Regions from separate parts of the Homo sapiens genome. Here regions 1 and 3 are each linked to region 2. The links are chromatin loops, found by intact Hi-C in ENCODE. Cell type or tissue: heart right ventricle. All regions are shown on one strand.

What was found. Peaks named below come from ENCODE experiments on the same cell type or tissue, not always from the same donor. Only the 100,000 strongest peaks of a DNase experiment are listed, where the experiment ranks them.
Region 1: a loop joins it to region 2, with 6 times the contacts of the local background. A loop is called at or near these places in 65 of 110 quality-filtered maps.
Region 3: a loop joins it to region 2, with 2.7 times the contacts of the local background. A loop is called at or near these places in 44 of 110 quality-filtered maps.

What each region holds. Positions count from the first base shown.
Region 1 is chr18:63,435,770-63,443,769 of GRCh38, forward strand. No RefSeq gene overlaps it. Among named protein-coding and RNA genes, the nearest start is that of VPS4B, 17 kb to the left of the region's middle. In heart right ventricle, CTCF peaks have their summits at 3,662 (motif pointing left) and 3,864; a DNase peak (open chromatin) is centred at 3,726.
Region 2 is chr18:63,126,589-63,134,588 of GRCh38, forward strand. It overlaps BCL2 (BCL2 apoptosis regulator), which reads right to left. Exons shown (of 3, transcript NM_000633.3): 3 at 1-2,171. The coding sequence ends at 2,037. Among named protein-coding and RNA genes, the nearest start is that of BCL2, 190 kb to the right of the region's middle. In heart right ventricle, a CTCF peak has its summit at 4,716 (motif pointing right); a DNase peak (open chromatin) is centred at 4,686; H3K27ac peaks cover 1,043 bases.
Region 3 is chr18:63,013,024-63,021,023 of GRCh38, forward strand. No RefSeq gene overlaps it. Among named protein-coding and RNA genes, the nearest start is that of PHLPP1, 300 kb to the left of the region's middle. In heart right ventricle, a CTCF peak has its summit at 3,410 (motif pointing right); a DNase peak (open chromatin) is centred at 3,400; H3K27me3 peaks cover 2,054 bases.

The DNA of each region.
Region 1 (8,000 bases), 310 kb after region 2:
AGCACATCACGCCCCCACTGCTCTGTGTTTCTGCATTTTTACCACATCGTGGATACTGTTGGATGCTTCCTTTTTCTTATTTTATTTTATTTTATTTTATTTTATTTTATTTTATTTTGAGACAGAGTCTTGCTCTGTCACCCAGGCTGGAGTTCATTGGTGCTATCTCAGTTCACTGCAAGCTCCGCCTCCCAGGTTCATGCCATTCTCCTGCCTCAGCCTCCGGAGTAGCTGGGACTACAGGTGCCCGCCATCACACCTGGCTAATTTTTGCATTTTTAGTAGAGATGGCGTTTCACCATGTTAGCCAGGCTGGTCTTGAACTCCTGACCTCAGGTGATCTGCCCACCTTGGTCTCCCAAAGTGCTGGGATTAAAGGTGTGAGCCACTGCGCCTGGCCAATGCTTCCTTTTTATTTTAGGAAAACAGAACAGCATGCGGGTTTCTGCCAACAGTGGCCACTGCCCTTCATCTCCTGTGCACCACCAGTGACCCTTATAACGTGCAAAGTTATAAACCCTTTCCATGTCATGCAGTGCTTGCTTTTGGAATCAACTTTAGATTAGTTCATTTATCCCATTTGGAGCACCTGTCATTTGCTATTCTCGGACCTGGGACTTCTTGTTGGCACTCAGAAATGAGCATTCATTCGTGGTGTTTCCAGCTTTCACAGTTTCACAGGGAACTCCCTGTGTAGGGCATGATCCCTATTTTCAAAGAGCTTACAATCTATTCACATATGGAGAAATAAGCAATACACAATCCTGTGTAATAACGGCGAGTAGTGTTACAAGCAGGAACTTCAGGAAGGAGAAGAGACTGTTTTGGGCTGGGCTGGGCTGGCTACTAAGAGGAATTCATTACTGAGCTGCCTCTCGGTAGTGGGAGAGGAGAAGCTGGGCTTTTCAAGAGCAGAAAGGCAGGGGCCAAGGTGGGTGGCAGGATGGGGCCAAGGTGGGTGGCAGGATGGTGCCAAGAATGTGGTCTGTGGAGATTCTTCCCTAGAGAAGTTTTAAAGAAAATTATTTTCCAATCAATTCATAAGCTCATCTCTGCTGTGGACATTCTTTTTACTCTAACCCAGAGAAGAAAAGCAGGTATCAGGTACTGGATGCCTGAGCCTGGCTAGACCACATAGCGACATTAAGTCCCGTTTCATCACCAGTTAATGTCAATATCATACGGTTAGTGTGACAGCTAAGATGCAGCATGTGACGATACTGAGAGGCCGCAGGTTCTTGATGAAGAAATATGTATATGACAAGTTGGGATTGGGATATATTTATCTCTGTAATTTATTTTTATTTATTTTATTCATTTATTTATTTATTTTTTGCAATGGAGTCTCGCTCTGTCTCCCAGGCTGGAGTGCAGTGGTGCGATCTTGTCTCCTGCAACCTCTGCCTCCCAGGTTCAAGCGATTCTTGTGCCTCAGCCTCCCAAGTAGCTGGGACTACAGGTGCACGCTGCCATGCCTGGCTAATTTTTTGTATTTTAGTAGAGACAGGGTTTCACTGTGTTGCCCAAGCTGGTCTCGAACTCCTGAGCTCAGGCAATCTGCCCGCCTCGGCCTCCCAAAGTGTTGGGATTACAGGCGTGAGCCACTGCGCCTGGCCTATCTCTGTAATTTATTAATCTTATGTAATTTTTTTTTTTAAAGAGACAGGATCTCGCTCAGTAACCCACGCTGGAGTGCAGCACTGCCATCATAGCTCACTGCAGCCTCAAATTCCTGGGCTCCAGCAATCTCACCTCAGCCTTTCAGGTAGCTGGGACCACAGGCATGTGCCATGATGCCTGGCTAATTATTTATTTTTTTGTAGCGATGAGAGTCTCACCATGTTGCCCAAGCTGGTCTTGGACTCCTGGCCTCCAGCAATCCTTCCACCTTGGCCTCCTAAGGTGCTAGGATTATATGCCTGAGCCACAGCCCCTGACCAATCTTATATAATTTTATATAAGCATTTATTTTCAAATTAATGCGCATACTTATGTGAATAAATCTAAACAAATAGGTTTCCTAGCTCTTTTTTTTCTGAAATATTTCTGTGATGGATTGAAAGAAATTTAAAAAATAATTTTAAAGAAATCTTATCAAATGTTTTAGCTCTGAAAACAGAAAATTGTGTCTGGATTGCTGCTGTAACAATGTAACACCAACAGAATGGCTTCAAACAACAGAAATGGAGCCTGGGGCATGGTGGTTCATGCCTGCAATTCCAGCACTTTGGGAGGTGAAGGCAGGAGGATTGCTTGAGCCTGGGAGTTTGAGACCCCCAGCCTCCACAGCATGGTGAAACTCTGTCTCTACAAAAAGTAGATTTTAAAAAAAGAAAATAAACTTGTCTGGCATGGTATATGCCTGTAGTCCTAGCTACTTGGAAGGCTGAGAAGGGGGGATAGCTTGAGCCTAGGGGTTTGAGGCTGCAGTGAGCCATGATTGCATCACTGCACTCCAGTCTGGGTGACAGAGCAAGACCCTGTCTTAAAAATAAAACCAACCAAACAAAAACCAACAGAAATATATCCTGTCACTGTCCTGGAATCTGGAAGTCTGAAAATCAGGGCAATGCTCCCTCTGAAGGCTCTAGTGAAGGATCCTGCCTGGCCTAATTCTAGTTTCCGGTGGTGGCTGGCAACCCTTGGTTCTCCTTGGCTTACAGACAAATCACTCCATCTCTGCCTCCATCGTCATCACATCATGTTCTCCCTCTGTGTCTGAGTCTCTGTGCCCAAATTTCCCTCTTTTTTTTTTTTTTTTTTTTTTTTTTTGAGACAGAATCTTACTCTGTCACCCAGGCTGGAGTGCAGAGGTGCGATCTTGGCTCACTGCAACCTTCACCTCCCTGGTTTAATTGATTCTCCTGCCTCAGCCTCCTGAGTGGCTGGGACTACAGGCATGCACCACCATGACCAGCTAATTTTTGTATTTTTAGTAGAGACGGGGTTTTCCCAAGTTGGCCAGGCTGGTCTTGAACTCCTGACATCAGGTGATCCACCCGCCTCAGCCTCCCAAAGTGCTGGGATTACAGGCATGAGCCACCAGCGCCAGCCAAAATTTCCCTCTTCTGACAAGGATACCAGTCAGCAATCAAGAACCCTGAGCAATGGCAACATGAACTGAAGCTAATTCATGATCCAAATATTACTAAATGGTTCCAAGGAGAAGCAGTATCTAGAGACAGTTAGCTTCAGATGAGTAACTGCCATGAAGAGCATTCTGACACAACGTGAAATATTGACTTCCAGGTCAACCTTTTGTTATAAATATTCTGTACAAATGACAGGATAAAGCTCCTTTATAAATAAAGTAATTACCTCAGAAAATTTAAGAATTTCACTCTTCTGTGTCTAGTGGTCTGACAAAGGAATTAAAATTATTTTAAAAATTGTGATTCAAAGGGTTTTAGAAAAAAATAAAAGCAGTTCAAATACTGTTGCTCCTTTTAATGGTTTTTTTTTTTTTTTGGTCATTGGATCAATCCCCAAATACCAGTTTCATCTGCAAATTTTAAAGAAATTCTCCCACTCTTGAATTAATTTTATTTTCTTAGTTCAGTCAATCTATCTCTTAATTAACTAACAATCCAGAATGTATTAAAGACAATCTGTATTCGTTAGTTTTCCAGTTTTTTGGTCTTAAGTGTGGTAAGAATGCCCTCTACTGGCAATGCCCCGAAAATACAGTTCTCTATCCGTGCAGCTGGAACAGGGGGATTCAACGGTAAGCAGCTTGCCTTTCCTTGTAGCCTTCCTTGAAAATTGCCAGAGGTAGTAGGCTCAGGGCTAGCAACACCGAAAGGCACAGATTAGGAAACCCACTGTGAAGTAAGCCTTGGCCCACAGCCCTCTGGGTTGAATTGAAAAACGCTTACTTCTCTACAGAGCAATGCTGTTCAATAGAAAAATAATGCAAGCTACAAGTGTGAGCCACATATATGATTTCAAATTTTCTAGTGGTCACATTAAGACAAGTGTAAAGAAACAAGTGAAAATAATTTTACAAATGTATTTTTATTAACCTAACATATTCAAAATATTGTAATTTCAACATGTAATCAATATAAAAAATTAATGAGACATTTTCAGTGTTTTTGTTGCACTGATCTTTGAAATCCGGTGTGTACTTTCCACTTGCAGCGCATCTCCATGTGGACTAGACACATGTCAAGTGTTTAGTAGCCCCATGGGGCTGGTGGTTGTTGTGCTGGACAGTACAGGACCGACTCCAGAAACAAAGACAAGACGTGAGGGATATGACTTTACCTGCTTCACAATTTATAATTCATAGCTCAGGGCAATACCTTACCATTTTCCTGAAATCCGTCTAGAAGAAGACCATTATACATTCATACATTCGCTTGCAAGAATCTAGAGGTCAATATTGTGTTTGTATCATTTTTGGCGCAACAACAATTATACAAAGTAGCAGCACCAGAACTCTGGAAGGTGGATTGACATTATGTATCCAGAGCTTACAAACATTCACAGCTTCCAGATCAGCAGTTATATTGATGGAGATTGTGGCAGTGAAATATGAGCACAGCTCTGGCTTTGGGGGCCAAGTTCCTGTTTGCTGGGTTGGGCTGTGTCTCTTTGCTGGGCTGGACTGCATTTCTGCTCCCAACTCTGGCAAGACTGGGCTCTCAGGATGGCTGTAACCCTCAGCAGCACATGTCCAGTCATCCCTGACAGGCCTGCTTTGGCCTGGGCCCAGGAACACTGACACTCCTTCGGACTGCTGGTCACACTTTTGGCTTGCTTTTCTTTCCCTTTCCCTTGGGGTCTGAGGTTGGGTGGGATGGGCTAGTTAAAAATTAGATGCATCCATAAAATTAAACTAGTAATCAACATGTATAATTTTACTAATAAGTGTATAATGAAACTAATTAAATGTATTATTGTTCATGAAGGTCTTTGTCCTCCAGGCTGTTTCGTTGGTTCTAATGAGAGGGAGCCGTGGGTTATGGTGAAAGGGCATGGCTTTTCTGGACCTTCTGCCCTGGAAGGGGTATCTACCCAGAGGAGATAGACAGAGATGCAGAGCAAGATCCATGGATAAATCTATTCAACCAGCCTTTTTTATATTAGGAACAAATAGAAACAAATATTCAACAGTAGGAAATTGCTTAAAAATATGACATTTCCATATGATGGAAATTATGTAGCTTTCAAATAAGGTTTCAATTAATGTTTTCCCTCTTTTGTTTTGTTTTGTTTTATCCATGACTCCATGACACCCGAGTTTTGTAGGGTTTATTATGAAAAGCATCAGCCCCTTTCCCTTTCACTTCTCCCCTCCCCAGATGTCTCACTACCTCTGAACTGGTCATTTTGAAATTTACTTCCAGTTCTCCAAATTAGCCACATGTATTTCTGTTTGTAGATTTTCGGCTTTAGTCATTATGTATTGGCTCTTAGTTCTGGAGGAGGCACTGAGCTTCTTCCCTTCCCATCCCCACCGTGAATGCTCACCTCTCCCGTTTCCTTGCCCTTCTCTCTCCTACGGCTTCAGCCTCCTCAGGCTGGGTGCTGCTTTTGCTTTTTTTTTTTTTTTTTTTTGAGACGGAGTCTTGTTCTGTCACCCAGGTTGGAGTGCAGTGGCATGATCTCGGCTCACTGCAACCTCCATCTCCCAGGTTCAAGTGATTCTCCTGCCTCAGCCTCCCAAGTAGCTGGGATTACAGGCATGCACCACCACGCCCAGCTAATTTTTGTATTTTTAGTAGAGACGGGGTTTTACCATGTTGGCCAGGATGATCTTGATCTCCTGACCTTTTGATCCACCTGCCTTGGCCTCCCAAACTGCTGGGATTACAAGTGTGCTGCTCTCTTTCTACCCACGCTTTGCCCTGACATTTGTCTCACATCAGATTGCGGTCATCCATTTCGTTGTTCATCTTCTTTGAGGACAGTCTATGCCTTTCCACTCTGTCTTGGGTGTCTGATGTATTCCAGACACTCAGTGTTTGAGGAAAACCAAACAAGGCATGTGGAAGCCCCTAGGCTGCTGCTTTAAGAAGGGCATGGAATGCTAGCAGCAAGTAAAGCCACCCCACCAGGAACTTACAAGGCAAGGGACTACCCTGCTGGTCTCCACCATCTCTCCAAACATGTTATAGCTTAACCAGCATTCCTCACCCTCCCAAGACTTCACTTTTATGTTGAGGCTTCTCTTTTCTCCCTGTCTTTATATTGGTCAACTTTCTCCCCAAGTCTGCCTATAATTGGGAAAGCAAAAAGTAAATCAAAATCAAGAACGTTTAAAATGAATAGTCTCATTGAACTATCCCAAGTGGAGCTGAATTTTCTCCTGAAATAAGATATAGAATGGTGAAGCTTTTAGATTGGGCCTTGAAGATCAGGAAAGACATCAACAGAAGAAGATAGGGCTTATTTTGCCAAAGGGTGGTCCCAGTAGTAATCCTTTGAGGCAGCGGAGTGGGGTGTGTTCCAAGGAAAGCCACCTGTTTATGTTAGTTATAAGTTAACTGTATTTGTAATAGAGATTAGGCCATAATATTGTTGCTGTTTAGATTTGATGCACTCTGGTCTTCCAGAGGAGCTTGTATATATCTGTGAAGTTTGTGAGTTGAATGTTCGTAAATAGAGAATCTGCTAGATTCTACTGCATACCAATTTTAGGACAGGCACCATTATTGATCCTGGAGATAGAAGCAATAAAAAAAGACATGGATCTTACAGTTCAGTAGGTGAGATAATCACAGATAATGAAATAGGTAATCATGTACAATAAATGCTATGATGAGAAGCTTCTGTGAGAGTGTTTAAAGGAAGAAGGAGGAGGAGGGGTGGTTAGGGAACGCTTCCCTTGAGGGAGGACTGGCCAAAACTCACCTTTCATTAGAGAAGATTGTAAGGGGATGTGGTGCCAGTGGGCCAAAGTCAAATTCCAAGTATTAAAGTGTATGGAGATGGGACAGGTATACAAAGAAATGTCTGAAAATACAGGTTAAATCATGCATGTAATGTTATACATTTTCAAAAATCAGATATACAAAAATGTAACTTTTTTGATAACTGAATTTAGTTCTCATAAAGGGAAAAATAGTCTGGCTACTTTTAAGTATATCCAGCTACATTCAGTAATTTGGGGGCATTACTGATTTAAAGCTTTGTCACAATTGGAACAAGCTCAACCATATTCAGGATGATCACTTCAGGCACTATTCCTCTCCCTGGGATAGATATTAGGATGTGAGCTTTGCATCTGAGGCACAATAGACCCCTGGCAGGGGGTGGCCATGGGTATGTCCAGATGCCCTCCCAAGCCTAGACACACTCTTTTTTCTTTTCTTTTCTTTTTCTTTCTTTCTTTTTTTTTTGAGACAGAGTCTCACTGTTACCCAGGCTGGGTATAATGGTGTGATCTCGCCTGACTGCAACCTCCACCTCCTGGATTCAAGTGATTCTCCTGCCTCAGCCTCCTGAGTAGCTGGAATTACAGGCACGTGCTACCATGCCTGGCTAATTTTTGTATTTTTAGTAGAGACGGGGTTTCACCATGTTGGCCAGGCTGGTCTTGAACTCCTGACCTCAGGTGATCCACCTGCCTTGGCCTCCCAAAGTGCTGGGATTACAAACATGAGCCACGGTGCTCGGCCTAGACACACTCTTGTACTGCCATTACCCCTCCAGGGTTGTCATGACCTGTAACCCCAGGGGGGACTTTTTGGTAGAGACTTGCTGTCTCCCTGGGCCTCCTCCAGCATTTGAGGCTCAGGCCCTTCTTGTTCTTGGATTTTGAAAGTGAAAAGGGAGCTTTATTGTGTGTTGCTACTTCTCCTTCCACCCCCAACTCGACTTACCAAATGAAGGGCAAATTTTGTGGCCCCTACACTGACTCTTACCCTCTTACTTTCTTTCCAAGGCTTCTTCCTCTGTCATCCAAATCAGAGGGTCTTTTGTTTTATTGGAGTGGGAGTGGGGCCTAGGAGAACTGGGTCTTCTCTGTTATGCCTTCTTTAAAATACTTTCTG
Region 2 (8,000 bases):
GTGGAAATGCACATGACTTGGTTGAAACAAAGCTCCTCAGTGGCCAGTGACATCCAGGTTTTTCTTAGGTAGCTGAGACTCAGGGCTTATCTCACCTTCTCAGAATGCTTTTGAAGAATCAAGAGATAAAAATCTCAAACAGAAAACGATCACCTTTGCTCACAAATAGTGTATAGGCCATAACTAAATACAATTAAAAACAAAAAAACGCTGAGATGCATGTATTTTTTTAAAGCAGCTTTCGAAATATCAACCACAGCATTAAACATTGAACAGAGTACATTCCAAAGTTAATACAGATAAATGGTATATAATGCAATAATGCCACAGAGTTATTCCATCAATGTTTCAAGGCTGATTCTAAACTGGAAGAAAAAAAAATTTCCTAGTTTATTTGCTGAAGATGTCACTTCTTTTGTTACTTCTTTATAGTTCCCCACCATTGATTTTTTTTTTAATGCCCCAGGATGTACAGATAACCCCCATATTCCACACCTGGAACTTTTTTTTTGTCAGGTTTTCAAATAAAACCAAACTACAGTGACAAGATAATGTTTTACATGTAATTCCATAGACAGGGGTCAATTAATCCATGACACCTCACTTCAATGCTTCTTTTAGGATTTGTGACCCTCTCCAAAGTCATTTAAAGCCTTGCTTTAAACTCACAGGTGGGCCAAGGCCACACAGCCAACGTGCCATGTGCTACAGCCAAAATGGGCCGTGGCCATTGCCTCTCCTCACGTTCCCAGCCTTCACCATGTCCTTCTGATAGGAAGGGCCCAGGGCCTCTGTTCCTTCCCTCTACAGTGATACATGTCTTAAGAAGGGTCGTGGCTCCCATGCTCCACGTGAAAACGGGCCTACCTGGAGGGCCCCAGGGTGACAGGCCCAGCCACACCCCTCTACTGCTCTTTCTTGACAGTGGAATTCTGAGCTCCATCAGCTTCCAGACATTCGGAGACCACACTGCCCTGTTGATCATCCCTGGAGGAGGCCAGTGAGGGCCCCGGCTCAGTTCCAGGACCAGGCCTCCAAGCTGGGACACAGGCAGGTTCTGCGGACTTCGGTCTCCTAAAAGCAGGCACTTGTGGCGGCCTGATGCTCTGGGTAACTCTAGCCTTCCTGATGCGGAAGTCACCGAAATGTTCACTTCCTCAAGTTCCAGAGGATTCTGTTTCTTACTCAGACAGAGCCAGTATTGGGAGTTGGGGGGTGCGTATCCAAAATATATGAATATACACAATCAGGGCTTAAGGTACTGGATGATATTGTATAAATTGCTAAAATGCTTTTCTCGGCACAATTGGTAGCTTAAAAAAATACTTTCCTATGATTTAAGGGCATTTTTCCCATCGCTGTCCTTCGGCGTGGAAATCTCAGTGGGTACTAGGTCCATCTGAAGTTCCCAACTCTTTTCCTCCCACCAGGTATGCATCATGTGAGTCATATGCAAAGAGTCTCTTCTTCAGGCCAGGGAGGCATGGACTTCCCCCCACAGGAACCCTCCCTCTGTTAATATCACAGCCCCCAGGGCAAAGAAATGCAAGTGAATGAACACCTTCTCCCCAGCCTCCAGCAGCCAGAAAGCCAGCTTCCCCAATGATCAGGTCCTTTTTCCATCCGTCTGCTCTTCAGATGGTGATCCGGCCAACAACATGGAAAGCGAATCTATGTTTACAGGCACAGAACATCCAGGTGGAGCCACACGAAGCGGTGCTTGGCAATTAGTGGTCGGATTTCCAAAGACAGGAGTTTTGATGGGACTGTCTTAAATAAATAAATCTTTTTTTCTTAATAATGTAAAAAATAAATGATATTTCCCTTTGGCAGTAAATAGCTGATTCGACGTTTTGCCTGAAGACTGTTAATTGTTGTGTGTGTGTGTGTCTGTCTGTGTGTGTGATGTTTATATGTGTGTTATTTTTTCTTAAACAGCCTGCAGCTTTGTTTCATGGTACATCACTGACAATGCATATTATTTCTACTGCTTTAGTGAACCTTTTGCATATTTGTTTGGGGCAGGCATGTTGACTTCACTTGTGGCCCAGATAGGCACCCAGGGTGATGCAAGCTCCCACCAGGGCCAAACTGAGCAGAGTCTTCAGAGACAGCCAGGAGAAATCAAACAGAGGCCGCATGCTGGGGCCGTACAGTTCCACAAAGGCATCCTGCAGTTGGGGGAGAGGAGGGAAGAAAAAGAAAGAGTATTAGAGAGAGAGCAGAGAATGCCACCCCACAGAGAAAGAGGCATCCTGCCAGGGCAGCCTGGGCACCTTCAGAAGGGTGAGAGGGGAAAAGGCAAATGCTCTTTGGAGGCCATGATTCAGAAACCACTGTTTTCATTAATTCAAGGCATATTTATTGAGACCCTCTTTACGTGCCAGCCATCTTAGAGATACAGCAGTGCATAAAATAGACTAAAAGTTCCTACTTCACGAAGCTTCCATTGAGTGGAACAGTATAGACAGCAATCAATATAAATTATCACATGGTGTAGGAGAGAGTGCTAAGGGCCGAGGAGAAAAACAGCAGAGGCAGTTAGAAAATATTAGAGGTTTTGCAATTTTAGCTAGCATGCCCATCCATAAAAGTAATAAAATCTAGCAATGATGATGACCGTCACACTCCTCGATTGAGTGTTGACATCTTATCAAATGTCTGACATGCATTATTTTAGTCTTTGTACCAAACTTTTTCTTTCTTTTTTTTTTTTTAGAGACAAGAGTCTTGCTCTGTTGCCCAGGCTGCAGTGCAGTGGTGCAATCATGACCCACTGCAGCCTCGAACTGTTGGACTCAAGAGTGATCCTCCTGCCTCCGCCTCCTGAGTACCTAGGATTACCATGCTTGGCTAATTTTTAAATTTTTTGTAGAGATAGGGTCTTACTATACTTTCCAGGCTGGTCTTGAACTCCTGGGCTCAAGTGAGTCTCCTGCCTCAGCCTCCCAAAGTTCTGGGATTAAAGGCATGCGCTTTCTCATCCAGCTAATTCTTTGTACCAATCTTATGAAGTTATTTTATTTGTTTCTGTTCTGAAGATGAAAAAGCTGAGAATCGCAGGGAATAAGAGACTTTTTAACAAGTGGCAGAGCCAGGCTTTGAACCCAGATAGAAACCAGCACCCTTCTCTCTGCTGATGCCCTGGCGTGGCTAACGGCAGCTCTATGAGAGCATTTGGTCAGTCAAGGGCTCAGTCAGTGGAGGGGCCAAGGGCGGCCTTGACTGGTGCAGTGCCAACCTCTAAGGTCAAGGTTCTCCTGGGGAAAGGGAGCTGTCAGGGGGTTTCTCTTGGGGGTGGCTAGACTGGACGACCACAACTCTGCATTTACTCAAATTGTGGATCTCACAAGGCAGGAGATCAGGGGTGTGTCACTGGATGTGCAGGTCCCTGAGAGACAAAAAGTGTCTCCCTTCCATTCCTATCTCTCCATCTCAAGTCGGGTCTGTAGTGTGTTGTAGCAAAGTCTACCCTCTGGATGGGCTTGGATTGAGCAAATCACCAATTGCTCATTTCCTAGATTTTGGGGAGATTATGTTTCACATTTGGGTCCAATGAGTATTTGGACAACTTTCTGAATGAATATTTGAATATATAAATCAGTAAATGAATTCTTTTTACTTCTGATTTATTCAGGATGAAGAAGAAAACAAGAATAGTTTCACATTATTCCCAACAACCCTGACTCAAAGCACACAGTTTTATTACAGGAAACAGTAACATACCATGACCCTGGACATCGCTGTTGGGAGGGGCTCCAACAGTGCACAGAGGGGTTCCCTTTCTCTGGGGCAAGGGCTGTAGCAGTGGGACCAGGGATTCTCTTTGTCTCCCTCATGCTGGGCATGGTTGTGGTGCACTATAGGTGCGTAGTAAATGTTTGTTCACTTAAGCTTTCTGAATACAATCATTGGTCTTTGGCTTAATGCTTTACCCAAATGCTTATGAATCTGTTTGAAATTACTCCTTCTATATGTAACAGCCTCTGAGAATCCTGAGGTAGTCTTGATGAGGATTTAAAGCATTGTTAGGGTAACTTTCCACATTATTAAATATAGATTTATACAATTATTTTCATGATATATAAAATGTGCCATACTTTAAAAAATTCATGTTTATAGTGTTTAAAACTTTTGCTATTATAAACAATATCATGATATATTTTTGTATATAAATTCTTGTCTATTTGTTCAGTTGCTTTTTTGAAACAAACTCCTAGAAGTGACCTCAGTTAACCAGTCATCAATATTGCTTCCAGACATCATGAAGGGCTTGCCTTGAGCCATCCTCACATTCTCATGGATTGCCCTCCAACCAATGCCACCTTTTACAAAAGGCAGGCAAGAATTTAGGGCGAGGGTCACACTGAGAGTGATCCTGTCCCCCAGGGGACATTTGGCAATGTTTGGAAGCATTTTTAGTGGTCATGATTTGGGGTGAGGGTGCTACTGGTATCTAGTGGGCAGAGGCCGCGGATGCTGTTCAACATCCCACAATGCACAGGGCAGCCCCCCAATGCTAACAGGGCCGAGGCTGAGAAACTCTGGTTTATAAGATGCTCTGTAATCACAGACCATAGAAGAACAGATGACCCATCCTGTGTGTCAACAGCATTGGTCAAATCAGCACAATCAGCTAGCCCAGACCAGCGACTGCTAACCCAGTGGGCCTTCTGCATCTTTGGAGGTCCTTGGTTAACTTTTACCAGGAGAGGGCGCAAGGGCTTTCTTCTTCTTTTTAAATATCTATTGTTAAACATTTCTAAATTTCAGTGTTAGAAAAGCGAGGCAATAGACGTACATAAAATGTGTGTTTAGTGCTCTTAGCACAGAGCTAAGGCACAATCATGATTGTCTGCCAAGATGCACACCCCTCTCCATATAAGCAGGGATCAGTGGGGCAGGAAGGAGTCAGGACTTCTCCACAAGCCAGAACTCTGCCTCTTCCAGGGAGCAACCCAAGACATCACAGACACGGCTGCAAATGTCAACTAGTCCTCCCATCCATGCTTCTCTCTCTGAGGGATGGGTAGGCTGAAACCCCCAATAGCCCAGCCAAAAGACACCCCAAATTTGTCAGGGCACTGGCAATAGGTTGTCTGCAATTTGGCTTGACATTGAGAAGGTCAGTGGCCGGGCTCTGAATCCCTTTAGTAATCAACAGAGTTTTGTGTGGCAAAATCTGAACCAGACTAAGCCCCTGATCATTTGTCCTGTCTGGACCTGAAGCCATCCTGGGAAACCGGAGGATGCAGGGACATACTCCAGCTGGCATTTTCTCCCAGTTGGTCTGGCACACAGTGCTGGAGAGCAGAAGAAATGCTGTCCCAAATATCCCCACCTCCTCAGAGCTGGAATAATTCCCTCTCACCACCCTCACCCCCACACAAATAACAGTGCTTCTCATGAACCTAACAGGCCATTTCTGATATGCATTACGTAGAACAATGTCATTTCTAGAGTGAGATGAGCTAAACTAGCAGCTCTTGGCCCAAAGCCTCAGCATAGAGATGCTGTTGCCATCCCAGGGGGCTGAGAAGGGCATGGGACTTGGAGGAGGAGTGTGGGTGAACCCTGGCTTTGATATTTTATTAGTTTATAACCTTCAGCAGATAACCCAGCCCCGAGCCTCATTTACTTCATCCATAGCCATAAAATTCATTATTGTGAAGATTAACGTAGGTCACTCAAAGCCATTTGTAAATTGGATACAGAAAGTGAGCTCGTGGCAGAACAAACACCTTGCTCTTGTCTGTCCTCTTGCAGACCTGCTCCGCACCTACTCAACCTGCCCTTCCCCCAAGAAGTTCTGCTGAGCCTGCCGTTTTGCAGAAGCAATTTCCTCTCTTAGCTTTCTGATCTGAGGATAGTCCGTAATTTCTATAGGAATTATGAATTAAAATGTATACATCCCGTGTTCTGGTCAAAGATGGGAAGTGATAATACAATGCCTACCTATCTGTCCTTCTTTACACATTATTAGAGTGTAGGGCTAGAGGGCAAGTCATTTAACCCCCTGGAGGTTGGAGCTGGCCTCTAAACTTTGCCCTTCTACAATTCCAAAGTGCAAAGGAGACCCTGCGGCTTCGGGACTAAAATGACCTGAAAGCTTCTTTCGTAGAAAGTCTTCCTGATTTTTCAAACATCCTGATTGGGGCGATTTCCGAAGTCTGTTTGAACAGTCTGTCATTATTTGTTTGAGTTTGAAAGCTGTTTTAAATAAACACATGCTCATTTTATGTATTAAAAGCAACAAAGAGGGAAAAAGAAAACCTGGGTCGTCATGTGATTCGGACAAAATCCCAGTCTATATATTTAGGAAGCTCTGTGTCCCTTGCTCATGTCAGGACTGGCAAGGGCTTACCCGACTTCACGGATCACAGGTTCACACGGAAAGGCTGGCACCGGCTCCTCCTATGAGGAGGAGATGGGCAGGGCCTCAGCTCTGGTGGCTCTGTCCACAGTGGCTTCCCCATAAATTTCCAATTCAGAGGCCACAGAGGATCTGAGTTCCACCCAGGGCTGGCCCAAGGGGACAGGATGGCTAAACTCCCAGCCGCAGCCTTGCTGCAGGTTTGGAACCAGGCCAGGTAGGTGTGGACGGGAACAGACCAGGGTCAAGACTCCTAAACTCAGCAAAGGTGTCCTCACCCCTCCGGGCCATGGAGCACTCCCACCTGGGAGGCAGCCATCCTCCAACATTTTCCTTTTCCGTTCAGAACCTTCAAGAATTTTTTTTTTTTTTTTTTTTTGAGATGGAGCCACTGTCACTCAGGCTGGAGTGCAGTGGCTCCCAGGTTCAAGCAATTCTTCTGCCTCAGCCTCCCGTGTAACTGGGACTACAGGTACCCTCTACTACGCCCGGCTAATTTTTGTATTTTTAGTAGAGAAAGGGTTTCATGTTGGCCAGGCTGGATTCAAACTCCTGGCCTCAAGTGATCCTCCCACCTTGGCCTCCCAAAGTGCTGGGATTACAGGCATGAGCCACCACCCCTGGTCCACTTCGAGAAATTTCACGTAAACCTAAAATGAGAATTTTTTTTAAAAAAGGTCAGATTGTCAAGAATGGAAGAGAAGGTTAATTCTAAGTGCTGAAAAGAATGGCATGCGGTTGGGGATATGGGCGGGGGTCCCAAAATAACCCTTATGCCCAGGTAAAGGTAAACATGGAGACCTTTTGAATTTGGTAATGCATATCAAAAGGCTTTTAAAAAGCTTTTGTTAGTAATTTCACTTCCAGTTATTTATTTTGGAAAAATAATAAAGTGCACAGATTATGTATAATAGCATAAACCTGGAAACAAATGTCTGAAAATAGATGACTGACAGCGCGTCCACATGATGGAGTGCTGTTCAGCATTAAAAGTCATACCCTATAGTTATTGGCAAGAAATTGTGTTCCTAAGGTCATATTGAGTAAAGCAGGACAAAACGGTCAGCAAAACACGATTCCACTTCTGTAAAAACCTAACATATACATGTGCGCGTTTACAAACAGAAAAAAATAATATAAAGGAAAACGCAAAGATGTTAACAGTGATTATCGTTGAAGGCAGAAGTAGGCATGAGGACATGGCATTTAAGAGGCTATTCTGATTTTTTTCCTTAGCTGTCTTTTCTAATTCAATACAAACATGTATATTACTATTTATGAAATATATTTCAATATATACTACATAGAATAATGTTACATTCTAAGTGCTTACTTAATCTGAAAAAAATCCAGACTCCATAATTTGACAGACAAAAATGCTGGGAGATGATGTCTAGTAGTGGGGAGACATGGGCTCCCAGGCAGCAGCCATGACCTAGAACCATGCAACAGGCCCCCGGTTAAGTGAGGGCCTCCTTAGACCCTGGCCCAGAAGAACTCTCATGAGCTCTGCCCCTCAGACCAATGCCTGCAATAAGAGGTTCAGGCCCCGAGCTCAGTGTGTGTTCTCAGCTCTCTATATACTGGGGAAATTTAATATGGCTTGGCTGGCTATAAGCAAATTCGA
Region 3 (8,000 bases), 110 kb before region 2:
TCTAGTCACCACCCATACAAGGGACCACTATCCTCCTCACTGCCAACACTACAGACTACTCTTGCCTGTTTTGGACTATATAAATAGGATCATCTTCTTTTCTTATTTGCCTTTCTTTTATTTGACATTTTTTTTTTTTTGTGAGATCCACCCGTATGTAATGTGTTAAGTAGTTTGTGTTTTTCATTGTTGTATAGTATTTCATTCTGTGGATATACAACCATATATTTATCCATTCTACTGTTAATGGACATTTGGGTAATTTCTGCTTTGGGATTTTTATGAATGCCATTGCTATTCACATTCATACTGAATTTCTGTTGGATTGTTACCCAGGAGTGGAATTTCTAGGCCATAAAGCATGCATACTCTCAGCTATAGGAGACATAGATAAACACTATCTGTACCGAGTTATGCTCTCACCAATACATTAGAGTTTTAGTTGCTCCAAAATCTCATCAACCTGTGGTACTCTGTGTTGTGTTTTGTTGCCATGTCTTTTTGTAGTTTAATTTTGATGTTGACCATCTTTGGATGTGTTTATTGGTCATTGGGGTATATTCTCACGTGCGGTCCCTGTTCAAGTCTTTTGACCACTTTTCTGTTGAGTTGTTTTGGTTTTTTTTGTTTTTTATTTTTGAGATGGCGTCTCGCTCTGTTGCCCAGGCTGGAGTGTGGTGGCACGATCTCGGCTCACTGCAACCTCCACCTCCCAGGTTCAAGCGATTCTCCTGCCTCAGCCTCCTGAGTAGCTGGGACTATAGGCATGCACCACCACACCCAGCTAATTTTTCTATTTTTAGTACAGATGGTGTTTCATTGTGTTGGCCAGGATGGTCTCGATCTCTTGAGAGCTGTCTTTTTCTTATTGATTTGCAGGGCATTTTATACATTGTTGAGTGTGTGTATTACACATATCTTCTCTCACTCCAAAGCTTGCCCTTTCATCTTAATGTGATCTTCTGATAAACAAAAATATTTTTATTTCAATTAAGTCTAGTTTACCAATCTGTTTCCTTAAGGTCAGTGCTTTGAGATATTGCCCTATGTTTTCTTCTAGGTGGCTTAGTATTTGATCTTTTCCATTTAGATCTACAACACAGAATTGATTTCTGTGTGTGGTGTGCATTAGGTGTTAAGACATATTTTGTCTGCATAAGGTTAACCAATTGACCCAACATCATTTTTTTAAATGGCCAGGTTTTCCTCATTCTACTGCATTGTCACTACTGTCATCAATTAGATGACCTTGTGTGTAAGCCTGTGTCTAGACTTTCTATGTTGTTCCATTGGTTTATTTGTTCTTATGCCTTTATTACACTGTCTTAATTGCTGTAGTTTTATAACAAGTCCTTTTTAAAAAAAATTGTGGTAGAATGCATATAACAAAATTAACCATTGTAACCATTTTTATGCATACAGTTCAATGTCAGTAAGTGTATTTGCATCATTGGGCAACCATCACCACCCTCCATCTCTAGAACTCTTTTTATCTTTCCAAACTGAAACTCTGTATCCGTTAAACAAACACTCTCCATTATCTCTCCCCTAAGCCTCTGGCAATCACCATCCTACTTTCTGTCTTGATAAGCTTGACTAGTCTAGGTACCTCATATAAGGAGAATCATATGACATTTGTCCTTTAGTGACTGGCATAGTTCAATTACCATAATGTCGTCAAGATTCATCCGTGTGGTAGCAGGTGTCAGAATTTTTTCCCTTCTAAGGCTGGATAATATTTCACTGCATGTGTACACCACATTTTGTCTACAGACACTGGGGTTGCTTCCACCTTTTGCTATTGCAAATAATGCTGGTGTGAACATGGGTGTACAAGTATCTGTTTAAGTCCTTGCTTTCAATGTTGTGGGGTATATACCCAGACATGGAATTATGTAATAAGCTTTGATATCTGATAATGTAACTCCTTTAGCGTTCTTCTTTAAGTAATTTTTAAAAAATTTCCCCATGAATTTTTAGAATCAGCTTGCCAATTTAAAAAAATCTGGCATTTTGATGGGAATTACTTTAAATCTATAAATATATTTTGGAATAATTGACATTTTTATACTTTTGAGGCTTTCATTCCATGAACGTTGCAAATTCCTCTGTTTACTTAGATCTTTAATTTCTTTCAATGATGTTTTGTATTTTCAGGGTAGGGGTCTTAGACATATTTTGTTAGATTTATTCCCAGGTATTTGTATTTGATGTTTTCTTGATGCAGTTGTAAAGGTGTCATTTAAAAAACTCATTTTCTAGTTAAGCTTGCTGGTGCAGAGAAACTCAATAGATCATATATTATGAATTCTTAGCAACTTGGTTCATGGGGCGGCTCTACCTGATCTTCGAGGACACAAGTTTAAATCTCATAATGACTGTAATCTCTGTTAATTTATCTGCTTACTGAATTTTGTGAAGTATGTTAAGTGGCCCAGATAAAGACAGGGTTTGCCTGGTCTGTGCTTCACCAAAAATCACTGGGGTTGGTGTTAGCGGTGGTCACACACTGTGAACAAACGCTGGGTTCATGTCTAGGATCCAATTCTAGTGGGTTATTCCAAACCAATGGTGTTTATGCAGAGAGCACAGGCAGGAGGTGGGACCCAGGAGCCAAGGCACATGGAAGAAAGGGGCTGTTCTTGGCCGGGACAGGAGGCTGGGGCTGGGAATGATGTGAAGGCTGGCTCAGGTCTAATTTGGGAGGTGCTGGTAGTAGAATGCGCCTGGGAAAGGTGTGGACGTTTCATGTTGGGTCAGCTGGGGCCATGGAGCAAGACCTCCCAGGGTGGTGGCCTCTATGAAGGGAAACGTCTACGATGGCCACCGATGAGGAATGAGAGGGAATTGCTTCTAAACTCCTGTGTTCTCTATGTCTAGGACGGTGCCTCTGACTGTACACATATATCCTTTTTCTTTTTCTCGCTCTCTTTTTTTTTTTTTCTTTTTTTGAGATGGAGTCTTGCTCTGTTGCCCAGGCTGGAGTACAGTGGCGTGATCTTGGCTCACTGCAACCTCCGCCTCCCGGGTTCCAGCGATTCTCCTGCCTCAGCCTCCCGAGTAGCTGGGATTACAGGCACATGCCACCACGCCCGGCTACTTTTTGTATTTTCAGTAGAGACGGGGTTTCACCTTGTTGGCCAGGCTGGTCTCAAACTCCTGACCTCAAGTGATCCCCCGACTTGGCCTCCCAAAGTGCTGGGATTACAGGTGTGAGCCACTGCGCCTGGCCCTGCACGCATATTTTCTGGAAAAAGTACAGAAGATTTATTTCATGTTAAGCAAGGGGAATTTTTAGGTTGCATAATTTTAAGAAAGTCTTTTTCACAAGCAATAATAAAAACAGTAAGAATAGGAGTAATGAAGAAAATTGAGAAGAAACGACGCGAAGGTTCTCACAGTTTGTCATGAAGCCACTAGGGGGCAGGGGAAGACAGCTATTTGGAGCCGCTGAAACCCATAGCAAACCCCATCCTTTTTTTTCCCACCAAAGGAAAGCTTGAGTTAAAAAAAAAAAAAAAGTATAGCCCAAACCAAAAATGGCTTTACTATTATCAAGAATTTCTAGTTTTGTGAGGTAGCATATATTTTTTATTTAGAGTGTTGAGCATCAAATGCAACTCTAGCTTTAACTTGAAATTCAGGCTGGGCACAGTGGCTCACACCTGTAATCCCAGCACTTTGGGAGGCCGACGCGGGCAGATCGCTTGAGGTCAGGAGTTCAAGACCAGCCTGGCCAACATGTTGAAACCCGGTCTCTACTGAAAATACAAAAAATAGCCGGATGTGGTGGGCGCCTGTAATCCCAGTTACTTGGGAGGCTGAGGCACGAGAATCGCTTGAACCCAGGAGGTGGAGGTTGCAGTGAACCAAGATTGTGCCATTGCCGACCAGCCTGGGTGACAGAGTGAGGATCCATCTCAAAAAAAACAAAAAAAGAAAGAAAGAAAGAAAGAAATTCAATGGGTCAGACAGAATTCAAACTTACTGTTTAGTACTGTGCTTCCTGCTTGACCATAGGAATATACAAATACATATATATTGTGGTCACTCTCCTCAAAGAGTGTTTGGTCAAGTTCGGAAAGTGAGGAACAGATAGTGGACATTTAAAGTGGACACAGCTGCTTTCTTGGTCACTGCCATTTGATTTTGAAGGATCCTAAACCCAAAGTATGCCCAAGGGAATCAGCTTCAGGTGCAGCTTTGTTCTGGTCTCAGAAAAGTTTGAAATTGTTGCTGCATGATGGATCTTTTCCATTGGAACTATTCCCGACTCACAGAGCACAAAGACAGACAGTAATGTTATAGTGAACCACTGCCAGGTGCAGTGGAGAAGCACAGTCAGTTACCTCTGCTGGCCCTTCACAGCTTGTGAGGGCTTTTTAGTTAATTATCTTATGCAGGGAATTAAGCATTTAATGTGACCCTCCTATGGATTGAATTACAGCACCTTTTGACCCTAAGAGTCTATGATATCCCGACAATCTTATGAGGTAAGGATGAAATATAACATCCCATTCAAAGAAGCTGAGGCTCTGAGGGCTGGCTTCTCCAAGTTCATTCATGCAACAAATGTTTATGAGCTCTGTGATAGACCTGAGGAATATTAAGGAGCTCTCAGAATAATAGAGGAAAGGGACATATAAGCTTCAGAACAGAGTGTGATGTGAGGTGCCATGGAGATGTGTGCAAGGTGCCATGCAAGTAGTGAGGAAAGGTTCCAAGACTCAGCTGATGGAAAGTGACCTGTGGCAGCACAGAAGTGGTGACTTTTTAATTGCCTTAACTATCTCCAAGACACCTGGCAAAAGCAAAATTGAAACCACTATGAAGGGACATGTCTAAGATCCAAGCTGCACAGAATTCCCACAGAAGACAAAACAGAATAAAACAAGACCATCTCTGAAAGAGAATTTTATAATAAAAAATTATGAAACACTAAAGTATATATTCCATCATGAGTGAAAGTAAGCATTCATCCCAAACATGGTAGCTTTCAGATAATAAAATGCTCAATTGAAAGAGTATAATATAATATGCTTAAAGTAAAAACCATAGAAGAGAGGCTAACTAAAGAGGACAACTATGACCAGGTGGATTTGAAAAACAAAAAACAAAATAGAACCTCTAGAAATGAAAAATAGGACCTCTAGAAATGAAAAATAGGACTGTTTAAACTAAACACTCAGTGGATGAGGTTAAGCAGCTGCTTAGACACAGCTAAAGAAAGAGTTTGTAAATTGGAAGATGGAGCCAAGGGGAGATAGGGAATATTAAAAGAAACTTAAGAGACATGGGGGTAGAATAACAAGAGCTATCATATCCCTAATAAGAATTTTAAGAGAGAATAGAAAAAAATAAGATGATGGCAATTCTCAAAGAGACAATGGCTGAAATTTTTAAAAGAATTGATAGGAGATATGATTCCACAGGTTCAAGCAGCAAAGAACCCTGAAATAAAAATAAAGGCACAGCTGGACACATGAAAATAAAACTGTAGAATAGCAGAGAGGGAAAAAGGGGATTAAATTTATCTGGATCAAGAAATGAGAGAGAGAGACAGAGAGAGAGGGAGAGAGCTTATCTACAAAAGAATGACATTGCTAGATTAACAACAGCCTCCTCAGTATCTACAAGAGAAGTCAGAAGACAAGGCACAAGCTAACAGAAAATAACTACCAGTGTAGACTTCAAAACCTAGTTAAACTATTTTTCAACTTTAAGGGCAAAATACAGTCCATCCTCTGTATTTGCAGGTTCCACATCCATAGATTCAATCAACCATGGATTGAGAATATTAAGAAAAAAAAGACACAACGATACAACAGAAAAAAATACTGATTAAGAACAACACATATAAAAAGGAGGATATGCATAGGTTATATTCAAATACAATGCCATTTTATATAATGCATTATAACATCTGTAGATTTTGGTATCTGCAGGGAGTTTTGGAATATTCTGCAGATACCAAGGGAGAACTGTAAAGAAATCTCTCTCTCTCTCTCTTTTTTTTTTTTTTTTTTTTTAGATGGAGTTTCACTCTGTCACCCAGGCTGGACTGCAGTGGTGCAATCTTGGCTCACTGCAGCCTCCACCTCCTGGGTTCAAGCGATTCTCCTGCCTCAGCCTCCTGAGTAGCTGGGATTACAGTCAGAGGCCACCATGCTCAGCTAATTTTTGTATTTTCAGTGGAGATGGGGTTTCACCATGTTGGCCAGAGGTCTTGAACTCCTGACCTCAGGTGATCTGCCCTCCTCAGCTTCCCAAATGTGTTAGGATTACAGGTGTGAGCCACCGTGCTTGGCCTGTAAATAAATCTTTAATCAAATAAAAATTGTGAGTTTACTCCTAGCAGGTCCTCCCTGAAAGAAACACTAAAAAGTGTACTTTACAGAACAAAAATAAGTTGAGTATAAAAGGAATGAGTAGAATGCAGGAAGGCTCCTATTTTCCCAGTCATTTTTCTCCCTCCACCTCCTATCTCACAGTTAAAAGGGACTGGTGAGGAGAATGTACACCGGATGGCGATGGCAGGAGAACACAATGGGTCCTTCTGTCGTCCAACTGTCCCGACACTCCCCTGATCTTTGTCTACAGGGCTCACTGTGTTCTGAACACCTCTGGCTGGGGTCCACCTCAGCCCTCCCTCCCAGGGCTGAAGGTGTACGTGGCATCCACAGGGTCCCTAAACTGCATCAGAGGAACTCTAAACTGTGTAGACTGCTCAGGCTCGAGAGATAGCCATAATTTCTGGTTTGGCAAGGGAATCTCCCAGATGTCTTCTGCTATCTCCCCAGCAATATCCCATTCATAGAGGATGCTTGACTTTGGGTTCCCTTTGAATCAGACTCTAAGACAAGATTCCAGATCATGTCGTTTATTTGAAAGATAAGACCCCAGGAGATGCTGGCAGGGGAGTGGGGAAGTGAGACAGGAAGAGAAGGCAGCCAGTAAAGCCTGTGTTATCCATTCAGCTACCACTGTGGGTGACTGAAGCTTAATTCCACTTGGGAAACTCTAGAAGCCAGTGTAGAACACACACATCGGAGTTTTTACCTGAAAAGCAAGGGAGCTGGGGTATATATATATACCAATTGTCAATCATCGTTGGGTGGCTGTTCCCAGGGGCATCAACTCCCTAGCACTTCAGGCAGTGGCACAGGTAGCAAAGGGAGCTCCAGGGCAAGAGAAAGTCCTCAGGCCATGTGCTGGCAGCTACCATGGGAGCCTGTCAGCACTGAAGAAGAAGGACAAGGGAAGGTATATTGGAATCTGGCAGCATCTACTATACCCCCTTAATTCAATACCTTTTGGGCAAATGCACTTTTTTACAGGTGAAGAGAGAAAGACCCCAATAAACTCAGGGCAATAATTGGTTGTCTTCCTCATAGATAATAAGTTCTTTAGAACTTCCTATTTCTTACTGATATTTTCCAAATGAACCCCTGTCCCCAGCTCCCAGTTCTCTGGCAAACATTGGGAGGGGGTGCAGGCAGCCTGGAGCTTTTCACAATCACTAAAGTGACAGAATCTAAAAACGCCCAAGTGCGTGATTTGGCCACTGGCTTTGCTAATGGCCTAGCAGGCAGTCCAGCAGGTGGACCTGTGCTCCGAAAACCACACAGGTGCAGCTGGCTCTGAAAACAGCAGGTGATGAATTCCAAAGAAGCAGGAAATCCAGGGTACTTCAACTTATCACTGACTTAAAATACAAAAACGAGGACACACGTTTATGTTACTGATATTTGCCCAGACTTGAGTACTATAAAAAGAACTGGAGAGAAATAGAATTAGAAACATACCTTTTGGCACTCCTAAAATAAATTGGAATAAAAAGCCTTTGAGAGTGACAGGAAGAGAACACTGGGGCAGATGGCATTGCACTCTGTAATTTAGCCTTGGCCATAACCACAGTTGGGGTGACCTGTCCTAGCTCATAGAATAACTTTAATGACCCTGTTCTTTCCCTTCTTTTGTTCATTTCTATGGCCTACAAT